2 separate regions of the Homo sapiens genome follow, and region 1 is linked to region 2. Evidence: chromatin loops called from intact Hi-C (ENCODE). Cell type or tissue: PC-9. All regions are shown on one strand.

Region 1 (2,500 bases), 450 kb after region 2:
TTTGCCAGTTTTATATAACAATATTTAAAAGTAATTTTATTATGTGAAAGCAGATTACCCAAGTCTTTCTTTAAATCTACTTTTTGAATTCTTTATTGGCATAAAGATCTGTATGAGCTGAAAGAAAAGATATTTAAATTAATACAGTCTGCCTGGATTCCCCAGGGGAGTGATGAACTAGCATTTTAATTACTAACAAATTTAATTATTCAATCCAGGTGTGAACCATCAAAAATTTAGAGAACTCCTTTGCTTTAAGCAAGTACTTTTCATTTCTAGGAAAATATGATGCCATCAATGTCTAATCTAGAATGCAGGTTCAAAAAGCTGTCAGATTTGTAATGTGGTTACATTATTTTGTTTCAATTGTAAATTCCCAGAACATTAAATCTATCAATAGTTGACTGTAAAGACAACAACTACCACCCAAAAGTTAAGCCCTGCTGATATAGCCCACTTTAACTTTTTACCAGTCTTGGAATTACCTAAATCCTTTTGGCAAAACTGAAAAATGAAAAGTTTCCTTACTGGAAATAGATTTGCTATGTAAACAGTTATTAGAACCATATAATCTGTATCTATAACTACTGCTCCTGCGACTTTTCAAATTTAATAAAACTGTCTATTCAGTACAGCTTTCTTGGATTTGCAAGGCTCTGTTAGTCCTCAAAATAATAAGGCAAGGCTCACAAAGACAGATGGCAATTGCCAAGATTACAAGTACTTTTATATTGATTTTAAAAACTCTAGTAAAATATCAAAATATGTTATCTCCTGGAGAACAACTTGAAAATAAACTAGTGAAATTGAAAGTTAGGATGAGAAACGCTTATTAAATCTTAATCTTGGCCAAATCTTGATCTTTATCATTACAGTGAATGTTTTTAGAGCTTTTATTGGGATCAAGTGAACCAGTTTGGAAATGCTTTGATATTTATGTTTGGATTCTGTTTCTACATTTACTAAGATTTATGTAACTATCTACCATCTACTTAGCTAGATGTACCATTGCAAGTAGTATATACCGTGTTTAACTAATACCATTTACATATGCTTTTTATAAATAGTATCACTTATAGGTAATACATGCGTTTATCTGTTGTAATGTCTTTTGGGTTTGATTGCTTAACCAAATGTTCTAAACTATTTCTGTTATTTTAAAGCATTATATAATTTTAACCTATTTATAGTTTATTTCATTCAGAACATGCATCCTGCCATTTTTTGCTGTATTTTGAGATAAGATTTTATGTTAAATACATGCCTCAAAAGAAAGATTAAATTACCTACCTAATTTAGCAAAGAAAAAATATTTACCATATGTGAAGTCTACCTAGCTTGAGTTTTGAAATCCAGAATTTTCTAATCCAGGAGAAGGACTCACTATTTAAGGTGTTTAATCAAGAGCTGGAGAAGGACAGAATGAATTGCTGTGGCTGCAACTTACACCAGAGTCACACTATAGTGCCCTCCTGTGGAGGTTTGGTTAAAACTTCATTTTTGTGCCCATGAGAATGATTTTCAAACTAAGTGACAAAGTCATCACATTCAAAATTGCCAAAGTTCAATATAGTTTTGTCATTTTTTTCCTTTGCAACTAGACATTAAATTACTTTCAAAATATAAGAAACATTCACAGTTCAGAAGATTTGCAGTTCAAAATACAAACCGAGACTTGTCAGCATTTTATCTACATTTCTTATTTTATTTTAGTGGATTTTACCTCAATTTTTACTTAAATAGTTGAATGTTAAAGAGGAGAGAGCATAATCAGTTCCTGAACTAGGAAGATAAATTCTTCAGCTAACATATTTACAGATTTATGTAATAAAAAGAGTTTTCTTGTTAAAAGCATAAAGATTATAATATTGTAGAATCCCAAAAGAAAAAATAACAACAAAAGTTTAGACTATACACTCATTTATATTCATCAAAAAATGTGCAAACAGTGATTCTTTTTCAAACTGTTATACTTCCCCCCGCTTACCCCCAGTTGAAGAGTTAACCTTTTTTTCTGAAGATAAATTAATGCTACTTATTACGTATTTATTTCAAAATAATTTGGTTCATTTGTTTTTTCTCTCTGCCCTAAACCTCTTTTTACACTTAGTTTCAAGGGTATGAAAATGTGAATTTTATCATATGTGGCACGTGCACACTCATATATGCCCTGAGACTTCTTTACACAGTTGTCATTTGTACACCTTTAAAATTAAGTTTCAGTGTATACAAAATTCTCAGATCGATGGATTAGGTATTTCCTTTTGCATTTCCTCTTTTCCTCCCCAGCCCAATGCTCCACCACCCAAGCTTTTCTAATTTGCGACTGCCAGGGATGCCTGTTAACTATTGAAAACCTGAAGCCCACCTTCACTCTTCAATGGGATATTAAACAAGTGTTAAGAATCATAGAACCTAATTAAGACTTTATTCAAGAAGTAGGAAGGGGGAAAAAAAAAACACTAAAAAGACTTAAGAGAAAAACCAGGAAGTTTTACGC
Region 2 (2,500 bases):
TTCATTTATTAAGCACTTGCTAGTGTTACCCTGTGTCACACAATCCATTCCCCACTAGCAGCCAGAATGATGTTTTAAAAATGTAATCAGATTGTGCAACTTGCTTGCTTAAAACCTTTCAGTGGCTTGTACAATAAGATGAATACAAACTCTAAGTCACTCCATGTTCTGGCCTGCCTGCCTCTCCAAATTCCTATTCATTGCCTCTTGGTTCCTTGACCAGGCTAAACTTCCTTCTATGAATGACTCTACCTTGTCATTTTAGTTCCACCTTAACACCTTTTCAGAGAAGATTTCTGCATACCTTATCAAAGGTGCCTCAGCTTGCCCCTATTTATCTTTATCACATTACCCACTGATTTTCTTCATAGCATATAAAACTATTGTATCTATTCATTTGCTTATTGTCTGATTCTTCCCCTAGAAAATAAACTCCATGCAGGTGTCCACTGCCTCTCAGTGTCTATGTGGGCCTTGTAATCCTAGAAGTCTCAATAAATATTTGTTGAATGAATTTCTGGGTACCGTCCTAGATGTTTCATAACTGAAATTTGAATTGCTAGAGGAAATTAACAGCAGGAGTCAGCGCTTTGGCAAAGGCACATCATGTCTCTTTCTTTCTTTCTTTCTTTTTGGTTGTAAATTATAATTTATTTCATTTGTAGAAACTTAAATTTACTTACAGGAAGCTCTTCAAAGGATGATGAAACTCACTTGTGAGATCGGTTGGCTTCCGATTAAGAGTAGGCATTATGTTTATTTATTGACGGGATTACTAGGAACTTCAAAAATAATACAAAAATGTTTTTTATCTTGTACCACATCAGATAAGCAAGTAACTGACTCAGAAAATTTATGATAGCCTTACCGTTGTTTTCCCACGGACTGTTCTGGAAATAGAAAGATGAAATCAGACTCCAGTGCCATCTAGTGGTCATGTTTAGTTCCTCAAGAAATAAAATCCAATGTAGTCTAGCACTGATTTTTCACTTTTTGGGAGATATTGGGCTTGTGTATGTGTCTTTCCAATTTCAGATATTACTTTAGAAATTTTAATAAATATTAGATTAATGCAACTGATGCAAGTTGGTCAAATTCTTGAAAATTTATGAGAAATGCTAATCCTTCATGGTGTTATGTTGTAGTAGAAATGGGTTTTATAAATAATAATTGTGATGATAACCCTTCATCAAGTTGTATAATCCTAAGGAACTGAACTATTTGACACCTCCCTTTGGTGATGGACATCAGTGGACACTCAGAGGCAAAGGAAGAATTCAGAATTTCTGATCTCCAATCCCATTTTCACTCTACTTTGTTGCATATGGTGATCTAAAGTTTGATTCCAGATGTCCCATCCTACTCATGTTTTCCATTCTTTCTACTGGCTTATAGTAAGATCTTTTACAAACAATAACCAGATCCTCAGTTTAAGAAGTAAAGTGTCCATTTTAAACAAAAATTAGAACCTCAAAAGTTCTTCATAAAATTATTTTCATCTCCTATGGTCATAACATAATTTATAGGGTCCACAGAAACTAACAGAAATAAATACTCTGGTTGCATCTAAAATGGATCATGCCCTGTGCTTATCTCTTTATGCACACTCAACAACGCTGCACAATCTAATGATTATTCCCTACATTAAAAAGATGAAGAGTAATACTCATAGAATCGGCATTTGTTGAGCCACTAATATATGCCAGGTATCATGCCAGGTATTTTTAATACATTATTTTATTTAATTCTACAAACTTTTCAGAAGTAGTTTTCATCTGTGCAGATGAAGAAACTGAAGCTCAAAGGAGTTGTTAGCCCAAAAACCCATATCTGGAGACTGCAATTGGAGCCCTTCTGGCTGGCTCCATATCTCTGCTCTTTCTAATCATTTTCCAGAAGTTTAAAAGGAATTTTGATTTTTAATTTTTAAAAAAAATTTTTCCCACCACATCATGCCCCATCAGAAGATCAGCAGTTTGAGGGCAGGAACCACATCTAATGCCTGGCATGTAATATCTCAATAAGTATTTGTTGAATGAATTGAAGGAGGCAGGCTTGAAAAGGTTCTAGTTCTCCAGCCAGTCATTTGGTTACCATTCATATTCGTTATTTATTGCTGCATGAGACTTAGTGGCTGAAAACAATAAATAATAAACATTTGCTATCTCAGACTTTCTGTGGTTCAGGAATCCAGAAGCAGGTTACCTGGATCTCTCATGAGGCTGAAGTCAATATTTTGGCCAAGGCTACAGTCATCAAGGCTCAGCTGGGGCGGGATCAACTTGCAAGATCACTCATATGGCTGTTGGCAGTCCCCAGAAGATCTGCATCCAAGCTCATTTGCGTGGCTATTGGCAGGCTTCCTCTCCCTACCACGTGGGCTTCTCCACAGGGCTGCTTCACACACATGGCAGCTGGCTTTCCCCAGGATGAAGTGATCCACAGGGAGTGAGAGAGAAGGCTCAAGATGAAAGCCACAGTCTTTTTATAACCTTATCTT

Evidence for each region. Hi-C counts contacts between places; a loop is a spot of excess contacts. Peaks named below come from ENCODE experiments on the same cell type or tissue, not always from the same donor. Only the 100,000 strongest peaks of a DNase experiment are listed, where the experiment ranks them.
Region 1: a loop joins it to region 2, with 2.7 times the contacts of the local background. A loop is called at or near these places in 13 of 110 quality-filtered maps.

Annotation. Positions count from the first base shown.
Region 1 is chr10:61,732,068-61,734,567 of GRCh38, forward strand. The region is part of intron 5 of CABCOCO1 (ciliary associated calcium binding coiled-coil 1); the gene reads left to right. Among named protein-coding and RNA genes, the nearest start is that of CABCOCO1, 70 kb to the left of the region's middle. In PC-9, CTCF peaks have their summits at 1,458 (motif pointing left) and 1,658; no DNase peak of the experiment used is centred here.
Region 2 is chr10:61,283,551-61,286,050 of GRCh38, forward strand. No RefSeq gene overlaps it. Among named protein-coding and RNA genes, the nearest start is that of TMEM26-AS1, 170 kb to the right of the region's middle. In PC-9, CTCF peaks have their summits at 946 (motif pointing left) and 1,148; a DNase peak (open chromatin) is centred at 851; H3K4me3 peaks cover 288 bases; H3K27ac peaks cover 426 bases.